3 separate regions of the Homo sapiens genome follow, and regions 1 and 2 are each linked to region 3. The links are chromatin loops, found by intact Hi-C in ENCODE. Cell type or tissue: heart left ventricle. All regions are shown on one strand. Links, peaks and the distances in the headings refer to the core of each region. The heading gives the core; the rest is flanking DNA.

Region 1 (5,912 bases), core at 1,259-3,758, 140 kb before region 3:
GGGATCAATGAAATTAATAAAATCTGATTTGACATTATGTTGGATTTGTTATTTTACACATTTCCCAAATTAGATGAACCAAGTCAAATTGAGGTAGTTGATAAACTTGATTATCTGATTCCATGGATATTCTGGATAAATTTTAGAGACAGAGTATGGTATCAGAACAGACATTATTTCTGAATTAGACTCTGATACCAATTTATTCTGTGACTCTGAGAAAACTACTTCCACTCTCTGGGCCTTAGTTTTCTCCTTTGTACATTAGGTGACTTAGTCTAGGTTGAGTGACTTGCCTAGGTCAGTGGTGCTTTCTCTTTTTCCTGTGGAGTCTGGGAGTCCTTTGGAGGCCTAAGGATCTCCCCTGGCAAACTTTCTCCCTACCCTTACTTCAGTAGATAAGCATTTATCTGTTACTTATACACACCAGACCACTATGTAAAATATTGTTTGGAGAAAACAGGTTCTAGAACTACAATTGTTTTATGGAATTTTTTGGGCAATTTGGATCTAGATTTCCACTTGATTTCTTCATTAAAATACTTCTGTGAGGCATATAGAGTTTACCTGAGCAGAGAAGAGGCCTAGGCATGTATATCAGGGATGAATAGAATCAGAAAATTTTCAGTATAACCTGCTGGAGAGAAGGAGGCAGTGGTTAGGAATATTGTCGGACTGGGGTAGAGAAATGAGGTAATCATCAACGAACTGTTAGACCTTCAAGGGAAGGATCAACATGGTCAAGGTAGTATTTCAACCTGGGGAGGCATCTTTAGTTCTAAGCATCGGTAGGAGGAAAGAAGCGTTGAGTCATTAGTTACTGCACTAAAATGGACTTTAGGCCAGGCACAGTGGCTCATGCCTGTAATTTCAACACTTTGGGAGGCTGAGGCAGGAGGACTGCTTGAGGCCAGGAGTTCGAGACTAGCCTGGGCAATGTAGCAAGACCCTGTCTCTATAAAAATAAAAAGTTAGCCGGGCATGGTGACGTGCATCTGTAGTCCCAGCTACTCGGGAGGCTGATGCAGGAGGATAACTTTAGCCCAGGAGTTTGAGCTCTGATTGCACCATTGCACTCCAGCCTGAGTGACAAAGTGAGATCTTGTCTCTGAAAAAAGGAAAAAAGAAAAAAAAAAAACTTTAAAATTCATCAAATACAAATAGAGTCATATATTGACAGCTGGTCCCCTAGAACATGAGCCAAGCTTTGATATGGCTATGTGTATGCAGAGATTGAATGGATCTAAGTGGGAAAGTTCCAGAAAACTGGAGGGAAAGGAGAGCACTCCATTTCTGGGATGATCAGTTCTTGACTTCTTAAATTGTAGGCAGTGGTGTGTTCCCTCAGGAAATTGTGACCAAGACTGGTAGAATATTTGTTAGGTTTATCCTTGTATCTAAAGGAGTCTAGTATTTGCCTTGTTGCATTCAACCCATTAGTTGGTAGGCCTGGAGGTTATCTGTGGCCCCATGTACTCTCTGAATTGCTGATTTCTCAGTATTCCTGATACATGGATCCATGCAAACCAGATTTCTTATTGCTATACTGGCCACCTGAATAGATTTTCTTTCACAAAAACTCCAGCCTAATTCAAGCTTGGGCTCACCACTTGTACGTGTGAAAAGGGCCTTTGGCTTTCCCCCTTAGACCCTTAGAGCAGGGTCAGTCTTTTTTTTCTTTTCTTTTGTTTTTCTTTCTTTCTTTCTTTCTTTTTTTTTTTTTTTTCATCTCATAGTCTGTACTGCTGAGGTCCTAGCAGGCCTTGGGATAAGTCTGTCCAAGTTATAACCATGAACAGCTCATACTGAGATGCTCATAAAGCAGCACAGTTTTGGCTGGGCTCTTAAAGCTGTGCCCATTCTAGAATTCTTTAAGTCTAGAGAAGGGCTCTTTCACAAGGCAGAACTAGCCACATGGAGTATCACTGAGAATGGAGCTCAGTTGCAGCCTTGACTGGTTGTTCAGGACATCGGTTTAGTGATTCCAGCAGCCTGTCAGCTGCTCTGCCTCCTGAAGGCTGCCATGGCCAGGAGGGAATTTGACTTTCCCTCATTGATTTTCTTTTTAGTTCTTGGCACCACACATTGTGAATCCATGGCACTCTCTCGCTCTCTCTATTAGTATCTCACCAGTCTTGCTCCTGGTTGTGGCTCTTTTCCAGAAACTTTTGATCTTTCTCCAAGGATGAGAATGCATTTCTAGGAATGGAGGGCTACTGCAGAGGAGGATAATTGGCTTCAAAATTTCCCTGTGTCCCCTGGAGAAAGGTTGGTCAGAATTCTAGCACCTTGGGTTTAATGCCACCTCACCTTCCTTTCTGTCCTCTAAGACCCTGTTACCTTGAAATGGGGTTTCACTCACAGAGCCCATGACAAGTTAGTTGATTTCCCCAGAAAGTGCCATAACAAATCTGCCTCCCCAGGAGAGGTGACGTGACCACCTCATTATGTGTTCTGACCTTCAGTGGCACACACCATCCCCAGTCCCACTCCCCAGTCCTGACCTTCTTTTCATCCCTCCATCCTTGTGGTTCTGACAAGACCTGAGTGGGAGAATGTCTGTGCATGCAGTGTCTCTGCACAGAAATTCATTTTGTTCCCCAGAGGGAAATCCTTCAGCATAGGGTTGGTATCCTCTTCCCCGTACTATCTACCACAGCCTGGCTGAGCTCAATACTCAACACACTCTTATGATTAATTGAATGTAACACAAACCTGTGTGCTTGTCCAGCTTACACATCACCGTTTCAAACCTTACTTCATTTGACCTTTCACTATAACCAGGAGAATCAAGAAAGGTTGGCTGAAAGTTGAACTCAGCTGGGATGCTGAGATGGCAGATCTTTCTCTCTGTCTTCGTGTAGTCTAGGACTACTCTCTCCATGTGGCCTCTCCACTTGCTTTCTCCAAGTAGACTTTCCAGCAGGCAGCAAGACTTCTTAAATGGCAACTCAAGGCTACTAAAAGGGCAAATATGGCCAGATATTCTTAAAGCTTAGGCCCAGATTTGGCATAATATAATACTGTACTCTATTGGTTAAAGTGTGTCACAGGCCAACTCAGTTTCATTGTGGGAGGAGACTATATCAGGACATAAATACTGAAAGATGTGATTCATTGAGATCATCTGATCTTTGAACACCACCTACTACAGTTTGTGATCAATTTCTTGGGAACAAGGCTCTCAGTGCTGTGGCTACTCTCATAATTTCCTGGCTGATGAGAATAATGGCCAGGTTATAAAATAAACAACATAAGGTTCTTCATCCTGGGTCATCCAAGAATTTAGAGAGAGGGACCAATACTTCTCAGAAGGATTCTGTTAAATGAAGGTGATGCTCTGGAGTCCTTCAAATGAAGATGAAAATGACACTGGGCCTACCAAATAAGTAGGCCACATTGCCCCTTATACATAGCATATTTAAATGCACAAGTAGAGATGAGTTAGTAGCAGTCTACGGTCTGCCTAGGTCTATTCTTATGGTCCTCCACTTAGTCCCAAAGCAGTGACTAATAGAGGCAGGTGGTATACAAAGAACAGGAACATTTCAGTGATGCAGACCTGTGTTTGGTTCCTTGTATTAACACTTAACAGTTGTGGGGGCTATAGTCTCTGCTTCAGGCTGGCTGTAGTGGTTCATGCATATAATCCCAGTGCTTTGGGAGGCCAAGGCAGGAGGATCACTTGAGGCCAGGAGTTTGAGTACAGCTTAGACAACATAGCAAGACGCCATCTGTACAAAAAAAATAAAATAAAATAATTAGCCAGGTATGGTGGCACGTGCCTATAGTAGTAGCTACTCAGGAGGTTGAGGTGGAAGGATCACTTGAGCCCAGGAGTTTGAGCTTACGGTGACCTATGGTTGTGGCAGTACACTCCAGCTTGGGCAACAGAGCAAGAGCCTTTCTCTAAAAAAAAAATAAAAATAGGCCCTGCTTTAGAATAGGGATTTCATAAACTTTATATATTTTTTGATCATATATTTTTGTGCATTAACATAAAAACAGCAAACGTTTAGAGGGACTACACAATGAGTCAGGTAATGTTCTAGTTGCCAGGAATGTTTTTACTTGATGACTGGAGAGTGTAGGGGGTGAAGGAGAGGAAGAAATAGAGGATTACTCATCTATCTATTTGTAGCTTTGGGAAGCTAGATAGATGGTGAAGTCATTCACTGTATTAAGAAAAGCAGCAGAAGGAGAAAGTTTCTTCCCTCTTGTCGGATTTCCTGGTTACTATAATACCATCTCTGAAGCACTGAGGCCTTCCTTTGGAACTTACAGTCCCAGTGCATAAGTGTATAAGTCAGCTGTCATTAGGTAAGGCTCACATTACATATGAGCAAACTTAAATTTTATGTTTAGGAGCCACTGAGACTTTAGGGAGTTACTATGATTGTACTCAGTAAAAGCTGACTAATACAGAAGTTGTACCAGAAGTGGGGTGTTACCATAACAAAACAAAACAAAAACAACAAAATTATGTAACTAGCTTCAGAGTCAAGCAGTGGGTAGTGAGGAAACTATTATTGAATCTGATAACATTATGACTCACATTAGGAAATAACTAAACATTTGTAAAACCATAAGATAACTTGCAAGACAGATAATTTATCTAATGAAGCAGTGGCTTTAGGTGATAAGGTTGGCCAGTGGGATGAGGCATGTGTGACTTAGTTGTTCATAAAAGGATATGACAAGATACTATAAAGAAGAGATGAGTTCAGAAGGACATGGCTAGTTTTAAAGCAAGAATAAAAAGAAAAAGAGAGTCTTGAACTTTCAGAATCTGTAGGTTGTAACAGATTCTTGTATTTAACATATAAAAGTTAAACTGGAAACATGTCAAGCAACAAAAGCTTATTATATTATGGTCTCAAGGCAAAGTTCAAATCAAGGATGTGATCTCCATGTTCTTTCTTAAATCCTGTAATTTATTAAGGTGACCCCTAGTACATGATTTAAATTGGACAAAATAGTTCAAAGAAAGGAAAGAAAGGTCTTCTGTCTTATTAATGTATAATAACTGTAAAGTCCTTCCAATTAGTTATAGAAAGAAACGCACGTCCAGAAAAGAATTCCAAGTGTGGCAGTTGGCATAAAAAGTTGGTTGGTGAAAAGGACCATAATGTTTTTGAGACAGTTTTATTTCCAAAGGGCCATTAGCCTGAATTGTGAGACTACGGCTGTTAAACACAGAAAATAACTTTAGGGCTCCTAAGTTTCTGCCACCCAGCGCTCAAGGAGAAGATATTTTCTAATATTTTCTATACATGTGCTTAGGGAGAATAATGGAAAAGAAAAGGAATTATCAAAATGTGAATCCAAGAGCCATGAAGAGAAATGCCTGCACCCATGAAGCAGACCTGATATCTAAACAAAGAATATTCCCCACCCCAGGGTATGGGTTTACAATATTTGCCCAGCCACATTTCGGAATAGCTATAGGCCAGTGACCACTTGATGTCTTCCATCTTTTCATTCTTCTCCTTTACAAATGGGAGAGTTTATTGCAGCTTTCTTGGCCCTGTTCCACAAATGTATGTGGAGTTTGAGAAAGAAAAGGTAACTGTTTTGTTTTAGTTTTGGTACATAGGTCTCTGGATCAAAAGGAGCCACATTTTTATCACATTTGGTATATAGACTGTTATAAGAACCTGGGCTTTTGATTTAATGTCATATTCCTTTAGACTTCTGGCCTTCTCCTTTGGAGAGTAGGTGAATTTTATGTGCAGAAGAGAGGAAAGCAAAGACTTATGAGAAAAATACATACTGTTTAACTATATAACATTGCTTCCAATTTTTGTTTCCTCATTTCCAGAAGATTTGATATCCCTGCCTCTTGCCATGTAATTTGCAGAGCATCCCCATAGGAAGAGTAGCATAGGTTCTCATCAATGAAATGTGAGTAA
Region 2 (5,912 bases), core at 1,840-4,339, 530 kb before region 3:
ATCTGAGGATATAAGAGATACTGACAGCTTTTCTTTTTTTTTTTTTTTTTGGACCTGAGTTGACATTAAGAATCCCACGATAGTCCTAAATGTGGTAGCTTCTCTGTTGATGTCAGTCCTACCTTTCAGAAATCATATACTAACAAGTGCTAGCCTGCATCCTCTGAAGTTTCTCTTTCTCCTTTGGGCTACTTTAAAAATAAGGCCACTCATAATTAAAATATTTTCTGGGATTGTAATGGTGCTTTCTTAGTAGGAATGAGGGGGTTTCATAAGGAGGTTGGAAGTCTCTCCTTCTGCACACACAAAAATTGGCAATCTTTGTCCCCTTTGACAGCTGGTGGCATTTTTCTGAAAAGCTTTCAAATCACAGATCATTTCTTCATAATGAAATCTGTGTGGTTCAGATACAGTGGGTTGAAATTCTTATCTTATGCTGCGGTAAAATGCTCTAATTTAGATTCACAAAAGGATTCTGTACCGTTTACTTAGGAGAGCTGTGCAATTTGCCCATAAAAAGACTGTTCAGCACCATTAGTGCATACCATAAGTGTTCAGCGACATCATATTCATTAAACAGCATATCCTTATGCATAACCTTTTCAACCTTGAATGTGTTTTTTTCTCTTTGAAAAATGACAAATGACAAAGGGGTGATAGAGCCCCCCAAGCAACACTGTTGCCTTTACAGATGAACTTGGGAATTTTACTTGATCCTTTCTCAGGAAAAAAAAAAATCACATTCAATCTTTTCTCACCTGAGGCAGTTTTAATTCTCTCTGTAGTATTCTCTCTATGGCCAAGAGATTGACTGCTAACTTCTAAACTTCAGTGACATATCTTTGTACAATAGAAAATTTTGTGAGGGTAAGGATCAGAAACTTCCTCAAGTAACTTTTATTAAGCACCTACTATGTCTTAGATACTGTTAGTCACTGAGCTTAGAGGTGATTATAGAATATTAATATAATCTATAGTTTCTGATCTTTCATATTAAATATCATGGATTTCCTAGCTTAATCAGATAGATTGGGGGCAAAAAGGAGAAAATGGGGTAAGTCTGCTTTTTTTAGAGCAAGAGGGGAGAGTGAGTGAGAATTTTACCAGTGACAATACTTTCTCTTGGCAGGAACAGTGAGGAACCCTAGCTTTCATTCCACTGCTGTAATTACTCTCTGGTGTTCCTGTACCCTCAATGGCCTCCAGTCATTGTCCCAGATCTTTAAATGTCTTAGGATAGTCCCTTTCTAAATTCTGCCCTCCTTTCCCTTATTCGTCCAGGTATTTCTCAAGCTTGTGAGATCTCTTCTTGCTTCCATTTTAGGTACACCTGAGAGCCTGGCAGAAAAAGAACGGCAGCTCTCCACCATGATTACCCAGCTGATCAGTTTACGGGAGCAGCTACTGGCAGCGCATGATGAACAGAAAAAACTGGCAGCGTCACAAATTGAGAAACAACGGCAGCAAATGGACCTTGCTCGCCAACAGCAAGAACAGGTGAGCCCTGCAAAAGGCACTGACGAACTGGAGATGTGGAATGTGCCAGGCTCAGAGAGTAATCAAATTGATTGGCTTATTTGTTGTAAGCTTTCCTAAAAAATAAAAATAAAAATAAGAAAAGATGGAAAAAAAAAACAAAGCCTTCTGGAAATCTAGGGTCTTCAAGAATTTTGAGGGAATATGTGTACAAAAAAGGCATCATAGCAACTGGGCATAACTAAAATGATACATTGTTTCAGGTTTGGATTTGATTAATGATTTGGGGATGCTTATTCATATAGACATCACATATAATCCCTCTGTAGCTTCACTATGAGTAAGTGACTTTTCTCTGGGCCTTATTTTCCTCCCAGAAAAAGGGGGTTCTGTTCCAGAAAAACTTTGGGAATCTTTTAGCTCATTGGTGCAATGATTTTCTTCAGGTTTAAAGTCCAAAGAGGTGACCATACATTTCAGTTTTCCCCAGATAGCCCTGGTATAATGCCTGTTTTCTAGAGTAATAATACCCTGCCTCCTTTTACTTGTGAAAGTTTTCTTGGTTTGGATGATACATCACATGGTCACTATTTATAGCATAGGTAAGTCATTGAATACAAATTAGTACATCGTTCCTAAAAGTATTTGACCTGATTGACTTAGAATTGAGAATGAAGAAAAAATAGCAAAGTTTAAATGTATGTCTTTTAAAAATAAATCACTTTCCCAAATGTTTTTTCTTGTCTCATAAGAGTACATTAATCTAACAATGATCCTATAGAGTAGTCCCTGATGCTTTAGATCAGACAGATCTAAATTAATGTGCAGTTTTTAGGAATCTGACATTATTACTGGAATTATCTTTTCAGTTAAATGTATTTTATAGGAGTATATAGAGCAATATATGCTCTGTTGATTTTAATGAGTTGTGATGTCTGGTATTTTATATGCTTGAATATTTGCCCACATGTAGGAATATGGACTCAGCCCCTAATGGAAAATAACATAAAGGAACACTGTAAAAAATCAGAAGTTAGAATGTCATTTAGCCATCCAGAGATGACACAGTAATTAACTATTGACACTTGTGAATAAGCTAGCACAAATTAATCTTGACACATTTGCAGACGAGTGATATCTTACAGTGAACACTTTGTAATTATATTTCAAAATGAAAATTAAATGACACTTAAAACTAGGTTGTCATGCTCAATGAAGCGAGCATGTAGCTCAACCTATTGGCAAATAAAATTCAGAATTTGAGCCACATGGCGCTTATGTACCATACTTCACTGTGTCAAACCCATACGTCTAGAGTGGATGATAGTAATTGCACTGTGGTGTTTTGGATGCATTTCTATGCAGCACTTTATCATTTAGGAGGGACCATCAATATTAGATGCCTAGTGGCATTTCACTGGTTTGCTAAGAAGAAATAAATATTCAGAGGATCCAGCATCTATACCTAGAGCTGCAGAATGAGTTGTACATTTCTGATTTGAATATCCACAAGCAGAGTGGGCCATCCCAACCTGATTAAATACTATTTCCACTTTAAGTATAAAGCTCTGACAAGGAGGAGTCTCATTTCTCACACTGTAGTCTACATTAGGGGCAGCTTTATCATGGCTTCCAGTAGGAACCAGTTGTCATCCAAAATCAGAAAGCAACATTTAGAAGCAGACTGCTATTTTGTCATCTTGTGCTGAATGAAATATAATTTGGGCACTACCCCCTGCATAGGCTAAAACATTAAAAAGGCTTGGGAAGTATATAGCTTGGAACTGATTTACACTCATTTTCACTTCCAACATAACCCATTCTAGAATACTGGCTTTGGAAGTAGGAAGAAATAGGAAGAAAAGACACTCTTGACAAAAAGGCACTACTAAACAAAGTCCTGAGTGCTCTCTGGCTGCTTTTCTCTCTGGCTTCCTAGGTTGGCAGTGAGTGTGTTCTCACTAAGGATCATCTCTCTGGACTTCGAGCTGTAGCAGCTCAGCTTTTGAGTCAATAGTGGCCTGATGCCTGACTCATACTTCATAGTAAACACTATTATCCTAAGGAAGCTATTTGACCTCCTGAGGGCCAGAGACAGTCATCAGTAGGGCTTGCATTAAATGGTTAACATTTCTTTTTATAGACCAGATAATGTGTTTAGATGTTGAATTTGATTGTTGGATGAAACAAGGAAATATAAAATTTGTATATAGATCCTGTACTATGAAATAAACACATTGTTCTCAAAAGGATAAATGGATAAATGTTAAATTACAGCTTAATTTGTTTTTAAAAATATTTTGTACATCACATACAGCATCAACAAAAAAAGCTAAAGATTTTTTACTTTTTGCTGTGTCCTTTGGCACTCCTTTAACAATATTTGTAAATGTATCAGTTCTGAAAATCTTTGTATCAGGAAAGGTTTTGCCAACATAGACCATATTAAGCAATAATACGAAGATTTTTCCTGTCTTTGCTTACAGATTTTACTTTTTACATCCAAATTAAGCCATTTAGAAAAATGTAGCCAGAGATTTTTCTATCTCTATTCTACAAGGATTCGATTTCTAAAATCCCATGATTTCCAGCTGACCAGTGCAGATATAGGTGAATAGCTCACAAATATAATAGAAGGGGTAGTTTTCCTACAGATAAAGCAGAGAGGTGGCACTTGTTTAAAAATTTTTCCTTTCATCCATCTTTCTGATTTGGCCTCTCTCATTTTATAGGAACTCTTTCACATAGAGGTGCGGTAAAAGATTGTTGTAATACCAGGAGAAATACCTGAGGTAATGGCAGAGGTGTAAGCATTTCATTTTAACTTAATGAAACTTTATTTCTGATAGATTGCGAGACAACAGCAGCAACTTCTGCAACAGCAGCACAAAATTAATCTCCTGCAGCAACAGATCCAGGTCAGTGTATTTTATTACTCTCGTCTGATTATACTTAGATACTTTCCTCCTTGAAAATGGAATTTAAAACTCTGCAGATGTACCCCTGTCTTATAAACAGCACCAATAAGGCTGTTTTCAAGGATGTTGTGCACAATTCTATAATTGAATGTAAGAAATATGGACTAGATGGTGGCCTAAGCATTATTCTCTGATGTGATATGTAAGCAAAATAACCCTTATCTTTTTTCTTTTTGCCTTTTGCCTAACACTACTTACTGGGAACCTAATGGTCTCCCAGGTAGCATACAGATGGTATTTTTTATTGCCACTGACCACTTTCTGTTTTGTATTTTACCATGTAATAGTACTGTAGAGAGAACTTACTTTTAATTTACTTGTTAGGACTAATTGGACCAATTATGAGAAAAATCTGGAAAAAGGCTGTTAATAATTTGTTCCTTAACAAATATTAATTGTATTCCTTCTAGATGCTAAAGGGAATAGAGAGATTAATGAGTGATAGTTTGTCTTCAAGGAGCTTACAGTCTAAAAAGGAAGAAAAACTTGTTCCTGAATAATTATGACATGGTGTAGAAAATCCCTTTTTCTTATGGCAATGTAAAAATATATAGATCATAATTACAATGATCTGGGGAGGAAAGGTGATGGTCTGATTTCCGACATTCTTTTAGATACTTGATGGTTAACTCAATGAACAGCTATTTGAGATAGGCAAGGAAAATGGTTTCCCTTTCCAAATAGAAATATAGGTGTGTGACTTCTAGAAAGCCCTAGAATAAGGAACTGGCTGTCTAGTGACTAATCCTTAGAAACACTGATCACAGAGTTATGCCTATCCTACGGTAGACTCTTGTTTCCCTTGATTATTGGAGAACCTGCTGGGATCTTGATTCAAACTAGCTGGGCCAGTGTATTCTGAATTATGTTATTACTTTTCTTGAGGTTAATATCATGCCCTTCTGTATTTTAAAAAAAAAATCAGTAGCATGAGGTCATAGTTTACTGCAATATTCTATCTCATTGATGAATAACAAGGATTTTACCTTCGATCCTTGCTTCATTTTGTTAATCATACTCAGTGTTCCAGGTAGTTACTGCACTTAAAGTACTAATTTGGTATCTGAAGCAGTCCCTTTACCTAATTGGCATTTTGTCCAGCTATTTTCAGTAGGAGATCTTAGCCAACTTTTTTGTTGGTTTTTGTCGTATTCAGTATTCCATATTCAAGTACACATGTTGCAAAATAAAAAGTCCAAATATAGATGAGTTGTAATGTCTGGCATTTTTGACAGTCAGCCTTTACAATTAAATCTTGGAATAATTTCTCATCCTGATATCTCTTTTATGACTCATGCTGAGACCCTTAATTAAATAACTGTCCAGGTGTTCCCTTGTTCTGCCCTTATTAGAATTTTCAGTGTAGCTCCTACTGCTCAGGTCAAGATTTTTAGCCTGTGGCTTCCTACATTTTTCTGTAGATCCCTCTGTAGGAACTCAGTAGGTGTTAAATAACAT
Region 3 (5,912 bases), core at 1,829-4,328:
TTTATGGAAGTTTTTTTTTTTTTTTTTCTCTTGCCCAGGCTGGAGTGCAGTGGCGTGATCTCGGCTTACTGCAAACTCTGCTTCCTGGGCTCAAGCCATCCTCCCACCTCAGCCTCCCGTGTAGCTGGGACCACAGGCACATGCCACCAAATCTGACTAATCTTTTGTATTTTTGGTAGAGATGGGGTTTCACCATGTTGCCCAGGCTGTTCTTGAACTCCTGAGCTCAAGCAATGCACCTGCCTCAGCTTCCCAAAGTGCTGGAATAACAGGCGTGAGCCACTGCGCCCAGCCTGGAAGAATTTTATTTAAATTATTATTTTTATTATTAAAATAATGCACTAGCACAATGGTGGTGGGGATGGGGAGATGGATCAAGAGAGAAAGGTGGGGGTGGGTAATAAAATCAGAGTATTCAGACTTCAGTGGAAGGTAGGGATTACTGTGGTGGCCCAGGAAGTGGCCTGGGGAGTCTCACCAATGGGGCATGACTGCACTGATTCAAGGGCCTGGGCTCAAAAGGGTGTGTGTGTAGTGGTGGTATGTGCACATATCTGCATTGTGCCTGTGTGTGTCTGTGTGTGTGTGTATGTGTGTTGAACCTAATGCCCATAAGATCGTAGAACTTTTCTATACAAAAGAAAGGACTCTGGAGACTCATCCATGGATTGTGCAAGCAGGGGTGTGTGTGTGTGTGTGTGTGTGTATCTCTTTTTCTGTATTGAGGCCAGTTTCCATGAGAGGGTGACTTTTTTCACCTGTGTGCACTTGGAGATTTTTTTTTCCTTTTTTATTATAGTAAATGTAGCTTGAAAGCTGAGGATAGCATAGCTTTTCCCCGAACACAGATCACATCACATAATTTTTCTTTCAGAGAAAAGTGCTGCAAAATAACCTGCAGATGGTAAGTCTCTCTCTCTTTCTGTCCTGCTCTCGCGTGCTCTCTCTGTCTCTGTCTGACTCTCTCTTTTTCTCCATCTGTCTCCATGTCTCTCTGTATCTCTATCTCTGAGGCCCTATTTATAGCTTAAAATGCTTTCGCATTTTCACACTTGGCATGTAAAATGCCCCCGTATTACATAAAATAGCATGCATTCGGGTTTGTAATTAGATCGTTGTTTCATCCCAAGTTCCACACATAATGATGCTGGACCTTGTTCCTTATTCCCTAGTACTACCTGCAAATACTGCCAGGTCTGGGTATCCTGCCCTAACCCCTTCCCCAGTTTCGTTTTTGCCAACTCCCAATGACAATCCTGCAACCTCACTGCTCCCTGCTCCCTTGCTGATCCTCTCCTGCAGCCTTCGCGATGGGTTCAGCGTTCTTCGGCAGCGGCTCAGAGCAGCCCGGACCTCCTCTCTTTCTCTTTCTCTTTCTTTCTCTCTCTCTCTCTCTTTGGCATGGCCTGAACAATCGCCTCACTCTGTTAGCAAGGCCATCAGAATTTCTGAACACAGTCACAAAATTTATATCCCTCCAACTGCCCCGATATAAACACTACCCAGAGGAAAGGGAGGAAAGGTCTCTTTTCTCTAAAATAAGGAGACGCAATTTAAAAAAAAAAAAAAAAAGCGGGGGGGAGGAATCAAGATTCATTTTTAAGCAATCTGGACATGTGTTAGAGGATATTGCTGAGAACAATTAGGGATGTATGAGTGAGAGGTTTATTTCTCACTTGCTTGTCAGGTCAGAAGACAATCTGTTTATTTTCCTGCTACAGTTTTATTCGATAAACTGAAAGGATGGGAGCTAGGAAAGAGGGTATGAACAGGATGTGTGCTATCAATTTGTCAAATAAATAATCGTGCTTGGAAACAACAGATTTTATTAATTAGACAGGATAGTGTATTATTACCATTAAAGTGTTATATTGCATTAATTTTTATATTTTACTCCGCTACTAATTACTGTAAAAGATTTCGGGAATGAAGCAAAATAAAATCATGCCGCATTATACATAATGTAAAGATAGCGTGAATTAATTTGTCGGCCGCTCCCCGTCTGCCTCCGGGAGAGGAAGAGGCATGGAAGGGCCTCCGCTGCTCGGCTTGCCGGCCGCTCCAGAGCTCTGCACCAGCGCTGCTCCCGCCTTGTCGCAGGAGGCAGCTATGAAGACCTAAGGTTCAAGACCCGGCTCAGCCGCGAACTTGCTTGGTACCCTTTGGCAAATCACTTCTCTGAGGCCTCGGTTTCCTCTTCTGTAAATGTAAACATCCCTTCTTTTTTTTTTGCCTTACGGGGTGGTTGTAAAGAGCTAACGAATTCCCGAGAGTAAAAGTGCTTTCAAATGTCAGAGGTGGGGAGACGGGTTGAAATCCAGTACAATAAGAGTAGGTAGACAGAGGTGGGGGGCGTCCGGAGTTCAGACCCTGCAGGGGCAGGTCTGGTCAGATTTAATGCTCAGAGGCTGCCAGGGCAGGGGGCCTGGAGAGTTAGGGCTTGGGAGGGAATTAGGGCTCTCCAAGGCCATCCAGCGGTCGTCTCAGCCACCCCCTCACTGCACAGTGCCTGGGAGCGGGGGCCCATGGCCACACCCTGGCGTAGCCGAGTTCCTCACTGTAAATGCAGACTAGAAGACACCCCCGTTATCCCCAGGCGCTCACACCAGGGAATCCCCCACTGGGTATTGGCACAGTGGAAAAAAGCACGATTCTCGTCAGACAGGACCAGGTTTTAATAACTGCACAGCCACGCAAGAGCCATGTGGCCACAGCCAGTCCCTTAACCTCTCTGAAGGGCAGTTTCTTCCTCAGTTAAAAAAAAAAAAAAAAAAGTTGTTTGCTCAGGAAGAAAATTCCCACGCTGGGCACAAGTTCTGGCTAAGGAGTCGGCGGGCTGGGCCCTCACGAGGGTGCCAGGGTCCCCAGGGCTCCCCATGACAGCACAGCCGCATGGGGACCAGGAGCCCCAGCAGAGCCCTCCCCGTCCAGCTCCATCCAGGCGCTGCCTCCCGGGTCCTCGCTGACCTCCGCTCGGGCAGAAGCCACCGAGTCCCAGGGCGGCCCCCAAGCCCCACCCCGGGGGCGCGGTTCTCCCTCGCTCGGCGGCCGAAGCCCAGCCACGTTTTTCTCCAGGCTGGGTCTCCGCAGCCAGGGCCAGGCGAGGGCCATTTCTCACGACCCGCTGCCACCTACCGTCCGCAGCGGAGAACTGCAGGCCGAGCGCGGCAGGCCTCTGGGAAGCTGCCACCCAGATGGACCAGATCCCCAGGCGGCGCTCAGGCCTCTCGGCCTGGAGCCCCAGTTCCCAATGTGTTCCGGATACGTGTTGCAGCCTTGTGGGAACAACTCAGCTGGCCACCTGAAGCCCTGATGCTCTGGCTTGCACTGTCACTGGGGTAACTGGACCCCTGGGGACACAGGGGCACGAGGGCAAGCCACTCCCTCCCCATCCGGCTATAGTCTCCTTTAGAGGCCTGAAAATCCTGCCCCTGGGTTTGGAGGGCTGTCTCTGGCTGCTTGAACTGGACCTGATGTAGGGCTTCCAGAGACAATTGTCCCGGTTTCCAGTTTCCAGAGTTAGAACTTCGCCTGCCCTGCAAGTCTGACCTGAGTCTGAGCTGGGCCTGCCTTCAGCTTTCTCCGTATTCTCTGGATCCCTTATGTGACCCTCTCTTGGGGCATGGATCAGGCAGCCCTGCAAAATAGCATGGTCCCAAATCTTGACTTCTCCACTCACAAGCTAGCTTATCTGCGGTAAGTGACTCAGCCTGACTAGGAAAACTCCTAGTTTTCCTCATCTTTAAACCAGCAATATCAGTAGTAACTTCCATATACGGTTGCCATGAGGATAAAATGAGTGAATATATATATACAAAGGAATTAGAACAAGGCCTGGCACACAGTAAATGGCTTATACGTGCATAGTAGTGCATTATCCAAGCATTAGGGATTATCTGTGTCGGTGTTATCTGTGTGCCTGTCACAAGACTTCCATTTGATTGTGAACTCCATAAGCATAGAAATCATCTCTGATTCAGCCATGAATCCTCAGCTACTTGCACACAGAAGGATGCAGTACCACTTATCCATGCATTCATTCATGCATTTAATAAATATTTATTCTACTATGTGCCAAGCACTGTGCCCTGGGGTTACAAGCATTAATAAAGACAACGACCCTTCCCTTATGGAGGTTATATTGTTTGGAGAAGACAGAAATAGAGCAAACAAGTAAGTCGATAAAATGGGCACATCTTGTAGTAAGTGCAAGAAAGAGAACAGCCAGACTCTTTGAAAGAGAATGAAGGAGGAGGAGCATGGAAGAGAGCTTTTGGATGGTCAGGGAAGGCATTGCTTCTAAAGGCCTCTGAAGAGGCGATAATTAAGCTGAAACTTAGATGAAAAGGAGGAAGGGGTATAGGCAAAAGATGGACTGCATCTTATATGAAAAGGATGCCTGGGGTATAGGCAAAAGATGGACTGCAAAGGAGCAGGAGGAAACTTCCCAAGGTGATGGAAATGTAACGGTGGTTGCCTAAGTGTATTTATAAAGTTGTCAAAACTCATCAAACTGAACCCTGAAAAGGAGTGAATTTTATTCATACAAATTATGCTTCAGGTTGGGCTCAGTGGCTCACGCTTGTAATCCCAGCACTTTGGGAGACCGAGGTGGGTGGATCACCTGATGTCAGGTGTTCAAGACCAGCCTGGTTAACATGGTGAAACTCCGTCTCTACTAAAAATACAAAAAGTAGCTGGGCCTGGTGGTGTGCACCTGTAATCCCAGCTGCTTGGGAGGCTGAGGCAGGAGAATCGCTTGAACCTGACAGGCAGAGGTTACAGTGAGCTGAGATCACACCATTACACTCCAGCCTGGGCAACAAGAGTGAAACTCCATCTCAAAAATAATAATAATAATAATGATAATTATTATTATTATTATTATGCTTCAATAAAGCTGATTTAAAAATAAAAGATGGTAGCCAAGTAAAAAATCAAGGAAGAGCATTCCAGACATAGGAAAAAAGAGCTGATGCGTAGCCTCTGAAGCAGGGAAAATCTTTTTGCATCCTAGGAAGGCCTGTGTGGATGAAGCAGGGTAAAGAAGAGGGAAGGTAGCAAGAGATGAGGCAAAGACATGACATCCTGGACCTGGTGGGGTTAGGATTTTATTCTGTGTGAACAGAAAAAGCCCTTGATTTGCTATCAAAAGTCCTAAACCCTGGTCTGGACTTTCTAGCTGTGTTGTCTTGGATGAATCATTGAACTATTGTGAACATTTTTTAAATCTGTAAAATAGGAATAAAAATGATATGCAGGGATCCCATCAAAGGGGGCTGCAGCCAGGGCTGACTATGAAGGCAGGTTGACACCTGATGCCTGGGGATATACCCACATATTTTTATTGGGCACTCAAAAGATTGCTTATTGAATTAAAATAGTACATGCCTGTATGGAGCAGAGACCTATGACCTTTCAAATAGCAGTTGGTGAGTGGTGGGGAGGAAGAATGGGAATTATTCCCATAATTATGGCATTGACTAATTAGGGCATTGAGTCCTTCAGTGTGTCCTCACCTACCCAATACTGTTTTTCTCTCTTATAGAAAATTCTTATTTTCCTTGGTCTCATAGCATGTGTCACAGTTTATTATTATGCATTTAAATTCTGTGCATCTTTGTTCAGTGTCTGACTTTCTGCAGACTGCAAGCTCCATGAGGACCAGAACTGTGTCTCTTCTCTAAACCACTGTACCCCAGTATCTAGCACTGTCATTGGTACATAGGAGGCACTCAATAAATACTAATTGAATGAATGAATGAATGACTATAACCATCCATTTATCCAAAGACAATTAACTATCCACAGGGCCCTTTCTGCTTCTTCCTAAATAATCCACCTTCTTCCCCTTACCCACTGGAAGCTCATCACCTAAGCCTTCCTTTTTGGGTTTTCTCCATCATCCTCAT

What was found. A loop is a pair of places that touch in the nucleus more often than their neighbours do. Peaks named below come from ENCODE experiments on the same cell type or tissue, not always from the same donor. Only the 100,000 strongest peaks of a DNase experiment are listed, where the experiment ranks them.
Region 1: a loop joins it to region 3, with 2.1 times the contacts of the local background. A loop is called at or near these places in 3 of 110 quality-filtered maps.
Region 2: it touches region 3 in a loop (2.8-fold over the local background); 2 of 110 quality-filtered maps call a loop at or near these places.

The regions. Positions count from the first base shown.
Region 1 is chr11:15,791,723-15,797,634 of GRCh38, reverse strand. No RefSeq gene overlaps it. Among named protein-coding and RNA genes, the nearest start is that of LINC02682, 120 kb to the left of the region's middle. In heart left ventricle, for the core only: no CTCF peak of the experiment used is centred there; no DNase peak of the experiment used is centred there; H3K27ac peaks cover 381 bases.
Region 2 is chr11:16,182,368-16,188,279 of GRCh38, reverse strand. SOX6 (SRY-box transcription factor 6) reads left to right here. Exons shown (of 16, transcript NM_001367873.1): 5 at 1,325-1,497; 6 at 4,326-4,394. Among named protein-coding and RNA genes, the nearest start is that of SOX6, 170 kb to the left of the region's middle. In heart left ventricle, for the core only: no CTCF peak of the experiment used is centred there; no DNase peak of the experiment used is centred there.
Region 3 is chr11:15,647,399-15,653,310 of GRCh38, reverse strand. All of the region lies in intron 4 of LINC02751 (long intergenic non-protein coding RNA 2751), which reads right to left. Among named protein-coding and RNA genes, the nearest start is that of LINC02751, 98 kb to the right of the region's middle. RefSeq lists a silencer at 2,908-2,997. In heart left ventricle, for the core only: CTCF peaks have their summits at 2,944 and 3,143 (motif pointing left); DNase peaks (open chromatin) are centred at 2,530 and 3,070; H3K4me3 peaks cover 632 bases; H3K27ac peaks cover 1,744 bases.